Regions from separate parts of the Homo sapiens genome. Here region 1 is linked to region 2. A link is an interaction called in ENCODE POLR2A ChIA-PET data of the cell type or tissue named here. Cell type or tissue: Caco-2. All regions are shown on one strand. Each heading gives the region's core, and the rest is flanking DNA. Links, peaks and the distances in the headings are about the cores only.

Region 1 (4,000 bases), core at 1-4,000, 200 kb before region 2:
TAAGTCCCCAGCCCCCAGTGTGGACGGGAGACTCATGCTCCCTGGCCGTGGCAGCGGGGTCCTCTCTGTCAGGTCCAGGCCCACCCTTGCTGGAAGGGGCTGCTTCCCTTGGAGCTGGGTGGGTGAGTCCTGGGGCAGCTCCAGTGCTGACTGCGCCCTCCATGACCTCCCGCCTCACTTCTCCTTCTGCACTTATGTCCTTCACGCATTCTCCCCTGGTTCTTGGTGACCTCAGACTCTCCCCTGAGGATGAGCCCCATCAGGCTTTTGAAAACTGGGCCCTGAACCTCGTTTTCCCATCAAGTGCTCCCTGACTCCTCTGTGCCTGGCAAAGCAGCCTTGGGGTCACCCTCTGCCAGGAACCCGCTCACGGGACAGCCTGTCCTCATGTGACCACCATGGTCATGGGAGCTGTGTCCATCTCTGGGGCCGGCTGGCCTCATTTGCAGCCGGCTTTATTTCCAGTTCAACACGGTGGCCCCTGGAAGGGGAGAGCCCCTGTGGAGCTACAGATCCTCTATTCCAGCCACTTCTGGTCAGGTGATAGGAGCATTTTGTTCCTGTCCCGACACTGGCCAGTCTGAGACACCCGCCCCTGGAATGTTTTTCCCAAGGGTGAGGGACAAGTTGAAGGTGTTGAGCATGGGGCGTGGCCACGCAGGGTCAGTCCCTCCAGTTCTGCTCTCGCCGCCTGGCCCTTGTCTCCCCCTCCCTCGATGGTGCACGGGTACCTCCACAGCCCATGAGGCCTCAGCCCCTGTCCCTGAACAACCTTGGCAATGTGATGGGACAGACCACCTCTGCCTCCCTTTGTGGCGTCCGTCTGTCCACCTGTCATCACCTATTGGGCCACCTCTGTCCCTCCTCCTTTCTACCCACTTTTATCCATGGCTGCATCAGGCACATGGGTGGTGTGGCATTTTCTGGAGGGCTGAGCGTCCACTGTGTCCTCTGTCCCAGCCCCCCACCCCTTCCCTTTTCGTCAGCTGGACAAGGACTCTGAAGCTTCAGGGTGGGGCTATAGATGCTGCTTCTAGCTCCCCCCATACAGAGTGTTGGGCAGAGCCCCAGCCCTCGTTAGGATGTGCTACACCCAAAAGTCTGATCCAGGGTGGGAGCAGGGGGCACCTGCTCACATCCTAGTTATTTTCTAAGTATGGTATTGACGCAAAATGTAACCTCGGATAAGTCTGAGTGGCTTGTCAGCACCCCTGCTGCCAACAGCTGCCTGTTTTTCTCGTCCGGGTCAACGACAGGACTTGCAGGCCCTATGGTGAGTTGGGGAAGGTGTCCCAAGAGCTGCCTTTGGGGACACACGCCCTTGGCAGTGTTTGCTTCTGAGCAGGTTACTCTACCTTTTGCGTCTGTGAGTTGGTGACACCATGGAACGCAGCTGTTGCTTTGGCTTCTGGAGGCTTTCCTTTGGGGAACCACCCCTCCCTCCACTCCACCCTCCAGGCTCTGTGAGTGGGTGACACCATGGAACGCAGCTGTTGCTTTGGCTGCTGGAGGCTTTCCTTTGGGGAAGCACCCCTCCCTCCACCCCACCCTCCAGGCTCTGCAATCACTTTTCCCTGCAATTTCGTGTCTAGACTCTGAAGGGGGAGCATCTCACCCAGATCATGAACCAAAAGGATTTTGGAATGGTCACAGAGACGCCCTACTTAAAAAAGCTGAACAGTGTGGGGAGAGAGTCCCATGGATCCTGTGAACTCCTGGGTCCAGTAGGGCCTGAAGCCCACCCTGAACTTGGCCAGTTCTGAGAGCTGGTGAAGGCCATTTGGTTTGAGTTTGTTTGTGTCAGTTACAATGGAAGAGGCTGGCTATTAGGCCCAAGGCATGGAGTTGTGGCAAGATTGTGAGGCTGAACTGGGGGATGCCAGACTGTCCTCTGCAGCAGCCTTATCTCACAGTGGACTGACTCGCTTTGTGACATGTTCATCCTCAAGTCCCCCTGCCTTACCACCGGTGTGGGGGGCATCACAACTGCAGGACGGAGGGACGAAGTGCAGCACCCCTCTGCTGTGGGCTTGGGACACGCTTAGGTGGGCAGCTTCCCCTGCCGTGGGCTCGGGACACTCTTAGGTGGGCAGCTTCCCCTGCCGTGGGCTCAGGACACGCTTAGGTGGGCAGCTCCCCCCCTGCCGTGGGCTCGGGACACGCTTAGGTGGGCAGCTTCCCCTGCCGTGGGCTCAGGACACGTTTAGGTGGGCAGCTTCCCCCACTGTGGGCTCAGGATGCGCTTGGGTGGGGTGCACTGGCGTTAACTGCATGTTTAGCACTCAGCTTATCTGCAGGTGGGTAGCGGTGCACGTGCTTTTGTTTACTCTGGGCTGGCCTTGGTCAAGGACGGGTTCCCAACAAGAATGCGTGTAATGGACGCTTGGCACCGCGGCCGCGCCTTGATGCTGGGATTTTTCAGCACCACGGACAGTGCTGCCTGGCCAGGCGCCCTTTTCCAAAGCGGGAGCAGGTGCCTTGGGTCTTCACAGGGCCCCTCCCGGCGGCAGGAAGCCAGGACCTGCGGGGCCTCCCTCCGTGTGGCGAGTCAGAGACCTGATCCCTGGCTCCGTGGTGCTGTTGCAGGGGAAGGAGGAGAGGGAAAAGGATGGGGAGGAAAGAGGGAGGAGGAGGGCGGAGGGAACAGAGGGAGAGGGAGGAGGGAAGCACGCGCGTGGCGCCTGGAGCCGGGGTACTCTGGAGCAGGGCGGGCTGGACGGGGGCTGCACAGTGCGCTTGGCGCCCGGGGCGCGGGTGACTGCCCCACGTGAGCGAGCTCCTGCCTGTCGCCCCTCTGCCCCGGGACAGCAGGAGCCTTTTGGTACCTCCTTAATACAGTTTGACAGTTTGGGAAAATAAAAGTGGCAACCTACAGTGTTTCTCAGAAATTTCAGGAAGGGTCAGCCAGACCGCAGACTCCAGACCCCAGGCCCCCGCTCCCAGGCGGGAGGAAGCATCTGTCCTGGGTACCCCTGCCGCCTGCGAGCTGTAGGGGGACAGCCCGCCTGGGACCTGGAGCCGGGGTGCAGGCGGCCCCCTGAGCCACCCGGGCGGCCGCTCTTCCCCAGAGACCAGCCAGGCTAGGTTCAGAGTCTGTGAGACCGGGAGCCCCGCACCTGCGAAGATCCCTGAGCCAGCCCGGCCAAGCGCAGGGACCTCAGCCGCTGCAGGACGCCCAGGCCGCGGGCTCAGCAGGGATGCCGGGGCCCTGCGAGACCTCCCTAGGGGCGGGCCCCAAGCAGCAGCGCTGCCCGGGCGTCAGGAAAGCAGTAACCACACGTACACAGCGGCATCAAGGTTGAGTCGCTGGTGTATTGGGGTCGGCCCTGTGGGCGGGGCCCCGCCCACCATCAGGCCAAGCCCCCCCACAGACCCGCCCATGCAGGCCCCGCTCCGGCCGGCTTCAGCGCATGTCCGTGTCCGGGCGCATGTCCGTGTCTGGGCGCGTGTCCGTGTCCGGGCGCATGTCCGTGTCTGGGCGCGCGTCCCTGTCCCTCCACGTCCGCCTCCGCCGGGTGAGCAGCTGAGCAAGCGCGGCCACCGGGACCCACAGCACGGGCAGCAAGGACAGCAGCACACAGGCGGCGCGCGCCCAGCCCGGGTAGAGCTTCTCCTGACGCGAGGGGAACAGCTCCTGCGGGACCACAGCCTCATTAGCTGGCGCCGGCCACCCTGGGCCGTGAGGCTGACCCCCGTGCTCCTCAATCCAAGGGGCAAGAGCCACCTGCCCACCCGGACTTGGATGGGAATGGAAAAGGCACGGCCAGAGCAGTGGCCAGGCCGTGTGGCCGCTCACCACCGCCCCTCCGGGCCAGGAGTTTGGGGACCTGGGCTGAGCTTCTCCTGGGGCTGGGGCCTCCCCGAGGTAGGCCTAGGTGTTGTGTTCTGGAACCAGAGGGGCTACATGGCCTCAACCCATTGGGCGTCGTTGGAGGCCGTGTCCCCAGCTTTCTCCCCTATACACTGGGTGGCACCACCCACCCGGCTGCAGGTACCGTGG
Region 2 (7,377 bases), core at 1-4,000:
CCTCTGCACGCAAGCACCAGGCATCCTTTGTGTTGTCAACTCCGTGTAACCAGTAACTACAGCCATTTACAATTGACTCCGTTTCCTTTTGTAGGTTTCCCTGTCTGTCTGTGTTAGTAGAAAAATAAAATCCTATGAAATCTGAGTACGTTGAAGAATCTCTTGAGTCTCATTCAGCATGAAAGACAGCTGGAGAAAATGTACTGGCCGCCCCTTTTCTAGCAGGAGCGTCAGGGCTGACCAGCCACAGCCAACTCAGGTGGCTGAAGAGTGACCATATGAATTGGACGAGGGCTTCCAAATCATGTCATCGGCTTGGAAATGACCTTACCCCAAACTTCCTAGTGCTGTGTGTTGAAGTGACCCAATCTCTGTATTTCTGAGACAGTCTCTGTTGCCTAGGCTGGAATGCAGTGGCGTCACCTCAGCTCACTGCAACCTCCGCCTCCCAGGTTCAAGCTATTTTCCTGCCTCAGCCTCCCGAATAGCTGGGATCACAGGCGTGTACCACCACGCCCAGCTAATTTTTGTATTTTAGTAGAGATGGGGTTTCACCATGTTGGCCAGGCTGGTCTCGAACTGACCTCAAGTGATCTGCCTGCCTCAGCCTCCTAAAGTGCTGGGATTACAGGTATGAGCCACCATGCCCGGCCATTCGATTTATAATTTAATTTATATAAGGATGGAGGCACCAGAGAGTCCGCCATGAGTGGGGACAGCGTGTTCTAACTCGTGAGATGCCAACTCACACCTGTGATGGTCACAGCCAAAACCAGAGAATCGCGGGGAGGACGTGCGGAATCGGACCCCTCTTGCAGGGTTGTAGCTGCACGGGAAGGGCCTGTGGTTCCTGAAAGTGTGAGAGACAGAGCCGCCCCTTCCCCGGCAGGTCCACTCCTGGTGTGTGGCACAGCCTCAGGAACGGGTGCACGCAAGTTCACAGCAGCCAAAATGGATGCAGCCCGAGAACATGCTGAGTCCATGTGGGCCGTGCCTGCTGCAGGCCTCTCAGCTAGAACCAGGAGCCAAGCTTGGAAGCCTCACGCTCGGGAGGAAGCTAGACACAAAGGGTCTCACGCTGTGGGACTGCACTTAACACGAAATGCCAGAGTGGGCCAGGCACAGAGGCAGGGGGTGCACTGGCGGGTGCTGGGGGTGGGTCAAGGGGAATGGGGGGAGATGGGGGATGGGGGGAGGCTGCTTACAGGGTATGGATTTCTTTTTGGGTGAAAATGTTCCGAAATGGCTGTGGTGAAGCTTATGTGACTGAACATGCTGGAACACTGCCTCGTGCACGACGAAGGGCGAATTGTGTGTGTGAAGCTGCCGGGCACCGTGTCCAGTGGGCCTGACACATGGTGGACAGGAAGGGACACGGCACAGGAGGGTGGCGGGTCCTGCTCTGGCTCTCGGGTCACAGGAGAGTGACCGTGAGAGCAGCGTCGTCCTCGGACCCCCGAGGGGTGAGTGCTGGCTGCACCCAGGCATCCACACCCGGGACTCAGAGCACGGGAGCGGCCGGCTGGGGTGGGCCTACTGTCCTGAGGGCCAGATGCTCACAAATTCCAGCAGGGAGGTTTGGAGACCCACTGATGCCTACACATCTGGGACCAGGGCCCAGCCAGAAACCCCTAGGTGTCCCCTTCCCTGGGACCCCAAAAACCAGGCTGCTTCCTAGCCTTGGCCGGTGCTTCCCAAGGAGCAAGAACTCGGCTAGAGCAGTCACCCACTCATTCACACACTTAACTCGCCCATTCACACGCTAACTCGCCCACTCATTCACACACTAACTTGCCCACTCGTTCACACACTAACCCACTCATTCACAAACCCACCCACTCATTCACACACTAATCCACTCACACACTAACCCACTCATTCACACACTAACCCACTTGTTCACACACCCACTCAACTCACCCACCCATTCACACACTAACTTGCCCACTCATACACTAACTCACCCACTCATTCACACACTTACCCACTCATTCGCACACTCATTCACTAACCCACCCACTCGTTCACACACCCTCATTCACACACTAACGCCCACTCGTTCACACATTCACCAACTCATTCACACATTAACCCACTGACACACACTAGCCCATTCACTAACCCATTCACACACTAACCCACTCGTTCACACACCCATTCACAAACTCGCCCACTCGTTCACACACCCACTCATTCACACACTAACCCACCCACTCATTCACGCACTAACCCACTCATTCACACACCAACTCACCCACTCATTCACACACACCCGCTCATTCACAAACCCACTCGTTCACACACCCACTCACACTAAATCCCTCATTCACACACTAACCCACTCATTCACACACTCACCCACTCGTTCACACACCCATTCACACAACTCATCCACTCATTCACACACCCATTCACAAACTCGCCCATTCGTTCACACACCCCCTCATTCACACACCCTCATTCACACACTAACACACTCACACTAACCCATTCACACACTAACCCACTCGTTCACACACCCATTCACACACTCATCCACACAATAACCCACCCATTCATGCACTAACCCATTCACACACCAACTCACCCAGTCACACACTAACCCACTCATTCACATACTAACCCACTCGTTCACACACCCACTCACACACTAACTCCCTCACACACTAACCCACTCACTCATTCACACAATAACCCACCCACTCATTCACACACTAACCCACTCATTCACACACCAACTCACCCATTCACACACTAACACACACTAACCCACTCGTTCACACACCCACAAACTCCATTCACACACTAACCCACTCATTCACACACCTATTCACAAACTCACCCACTCGTTCACACATCCACTCACACACTGACCCATTCACACACTAACCCATTCACACACTAACTCGCCTACTCGTTCACACACTAACCCACTTATTCACACTAACTCATTCACACATTGACCCACCCACTCATTCACACATTCACACACTAACCCGACACACACCCACATTCACACACGAACTCACCCATTCACACACTAACCCACTCGTTCACACAACCATTCACACACACACTCGTTCGACCATTCACACACTAACCCATTCACACACTAACTTGCCCATTCACACACTCACCCATTCACACATTCATACACTAACCCACCCACTCATTCACACACTAACCCACCGACTCATTCACACACTAACCCACTCATTCACACACTAACTCATCCATTCACACACTAACCCACCCACTCATTCACACACTAACCCATTCATTCACACACTAACTCACCGACTCATTCACACACTAACTCACCCACTCGTTCACGCACTAACTTACCTACTCATTCACACACTCATTCACACACTAAACCGACTCATTCATACACTAACCCATTCACAAACTCACCCATTCATTTGCACACTAACCCACTCATTCACACACTAACCCACTCATTCACACACTAACCCACTCATTCACACACTAACCCACTCATTCACACACCCACTCATTTACACACTAACCCACTTGTTCACACACCCGCTCATTCACACACTAACTCACCCATTCACACACTAACTCTCCCATTCATTCACACAAACACCCACTCATTCACACACCCACTCATTTACACACTAACCCACTCGTTCACATACCCGCTCATTCACACACTAACCCACTCATTCACACACTAACTCGCCCATTCATTCACACTAACTCACCCATTCACACACGAACTCATTCACACACTAACCCACCGACTCATTCACACACTAACCAACTCACACACTAACTCACCCATTCATTCACAAACTAACCCACCCATTCACACGCTAACTCACCCATTCATTCACATAGTAACTCACCCACTCCTTCACACACCCACTCATTCACACACTAACCCATTCACACACTAACTCGCCCACTCGTTCACAAAGTAACTCACCCACTCATTCACACATTAACTCATTCACACACTAACCCACCCACTCATTCACACACTAACTCATTCACACACTAACCCACCGGCTCATTCACAAACCCACTCATTCACACACTAACCCACTCATTCACACACTCACCCACTCATTCACACACTCACCCAGTTGTTCACACACACTCATTCACAAACTCACCCACTCATTGACACACTAACTCACCCACTCATTCACACACTAACCCACCCACTCACACACATTCATACACTAACCCACTGACTCATTCACACACTAACCCATTCATTCACACACTAACCCACTCGTTCACACACCCATACACACACTAACCCACTCACACACCCATTCACACACTAACCCACTCATTCACACACTAACTCGCCCACTCGTTCACACACCCACACACTAAATCCCTCATTCACACGCTAACTCACCCACTCATTCACACACTAACCCACTCGTTCACACACCCACTCATTCACACAATAACATCCACTCATTCACACACCCACTCATTCACACACTAACTCGCCCACTCATTCACAAACTCGCCCACTCGTTCACACTAACCCCCTCATTCACACACCCTCACACACTCTCACACACTAACCCACTCATTCACACACTAACCCACTCGTTCACACACCCATTCACACTCATCCACACAATAACCCACCCATTCATGCACTAACCCACTCATTCACACACCAACTCACCCACTCAGTCATGCACTAACTCACCCACTCATTCACATACTAACCCACTCGTTCACAAACCCACTCACACACTAACTCCCTCATTCACACACTAACCCACTCATTCACACACTAACTCACCCACTCGTTCACACACCAAAACACTGACCCATTCACACACTAACTCGCCCACTCATTCACACAAACTCACCCACTCGTTCACACACTAACTCACCCACTCATTCACACTAACTCATTCACACATTGACCCACCCACTCATTCATACATTCACACACTAACCCGACTCATTCACACACTTACCCACTCATTCACACACGAACTCACCCATTCATTCACACACTAACCCACTCGTTCACACACCCATTCACAGTCGTTCAGCCACTCATTCACACACTAACTCACCCATTCACACACTAACTCGCCCACTCGTTCACACACTAACTCACCCATTCACACACTCATTCATACACTAACCCACCCAGTCATTCACACACTAACCCGACTCATTCACACACTAACCCACTCATTCACACACTAACTCATCCATTCACACACTAACCCACCCATTCACACACTAACCCACCCACTCACACACTAACCCATTCATTCACACACTAACTCACCCACTCGTTCACACACCCACTCATTCACAAACTCACCTATTCATTAACACACTAACTCGCCCACTCACACACTAACTTGCCCACACGTTCACACACTAACTCACCCACTCATTCACACACTAACTCATTCACACTCATTCACACACTAACCCGACTCATTCACACACTAACCCACTCATTCACACACACACCCATTCATTCACACTAACTCACCCACTCATTCACACACTAACCCACTCGTTCACACACCCACTCATTTACACACCAACTCACCCACTCGTTCACACACCCTCTCATTCACACACTAACTCACCTACTCATTCACACACTAACCCATTCATTCACACACTCACCCACTCATTCACACACTAACTCACCCACTCGTTCACAACCCATTCACACACTAACCCACCCATTCATGCACTAACCCACTCTTTCACACACCAACTCACCCACTCGTTCACACACCCACTCATTTACACACTAACCCACTCGTTCACACACCCTCTCATTCACACACTAACTCACCCACTCATTCACACACTAACTCACCCATTCACACACGAACTCACTCATTCACACACTAACCCACCCATTCACACACTAACCCACTGACTCATTCACACACTAACCCACTCACACACTAACTCACCCATTCATTTACACACTAACCCACCCATTCATTCACAGTAACTCACCCACTCGTTCACACACCCACTCATTCACACACTAACCCACTCATTCACACACTAACTCACCCACTTGTTCACACACATTCAAACTCGCCCACTCATTGACACACTAACTCGCCCACTCTTTCACACTAACCCACTCACACACTAACCCACCCACTCATTCATTCATACACTAACCCACTGACTCACTCACACTAACCCATTCACACACTAACCCATTCATTCACACACTAACTCACCCACTCGTTCACACACCCACTCATTCACACACTAGCCCACTCATTCACACACCCATTCACACACTAACTCACCCACTCATTCACACACTAACTCCCCCACTCATTCACAAACTCGCCCACTCGTTCACACACTAACTCACCCACTCATTCACACACTAACCCATTCATTCACACAGTCACCCACTCATTCACACACTAACTCACCCACTCGTTCACAACCCATTCACACACTAACCCACCCATTCATGCACTAACCCACTCTTTCACACACCAACTCACCCACTCATTCACACACCCACTCATTCACACACTAACTCACCCACTCGTTCACACACCCATTCACAAAATCCCTCATTCACACACTAACCCATTCACACACTAACTCAGCCACTCGTTCACACACCCATTCACACACTAACTCATCGACTCATTCACATGCCCACTCATTCACACAGTAACTCACCCACTCATTCACAAACTTGCCCACTGCTTCACACACTAACTCGCCCACTCACACACTAACTTGCCCACTCGTTCACAAACTCACCCATTCATTCATACACTAACCCACCCACTTATTCACACACTAACTCATTCACACAACCCAACTTATTCACACACTAACCCACTCATTCACACACTAACCCACCCACTCATTCACAAACTAACCCATTCATTCACAAACTCACCCACTCGTTCACACACCCACTCATTCACACACCTACTCATTCACACACTAACTCGCCCACTCATTCATACAGTAACTCGCCCACTCATTCACACTAACTCGCCCACTCGTTCACACACTAACTTGCCCACTCGTTCACACACTAACTTGCCCACTCGTTCACAAACTCACCCATTCACACACTCACTCATTCATACACTAACCCACCCACTTATTCACACACTCATTCACACAACCCAACTTATTCACACACTAACCCACTCATTCACACACTAACCCACCCATTCACAAACCCATTCATTCACAAACTCACCCACTCATTCACACACCCACACACTCACCTACTCATTCACACACTAACTCGCCCACTCATTCACACACTAACTTGCCCACTCTTTCACTAACCCACTCATTCACACACTCATTCACACACTAACCCGTTCATACACTCAC

The links. ChIA-PET counts read pairs that join two places held together with the same protein. Peaks named below come from ENCODE experiments on the same cell type or tissue, not always from the same donor. Only the 100,000 strongest peaks of a DNase experiment are listed, where the experiment ranks them.
Region 1: POLR2A ChIA-PET joins it to region 2 with 7 read pairs; 3 of 35 experiments call an interaction of 5 or more read pairs at or near these places.

What each region holds. Positions count from the first base shown.
Region 1 is chr5:1,245,482-1,249,481 of GRCh38, reverse strand. SLC6A18 (solute carrier family 6 member 18) reads right to left here. Exons shown (of 12, transcript NM_182632.3): 12 at 3,293-3,634. The coding sequence ends at 3,404. Among named protein-coding and RNA genes, the nearest start is that of SLC6A18, 22 kb to the right of the region's middle. In Caco-2, for the core only: no CTCF peak of the experiment used is centred there; a DNase peak (open chromatin) is centred at 2,441.
Region 2 is chr5:1,043,152-1,050,528 of GRCh38, reverse strand. SLC12A7 (solute carrier family 12 member 7) reads left to right here. Exons shown (of 24, transcript NM_006598.3): 24 at 1-145. Among named protein-coding and RNA genes, the nearest start is that of MIR4635, 16 kb to the left of the region's middle. In Caco-2, for the core only: no CTCF peak of the experiment used is centred there; no DNase peak of the experiment used is centred there.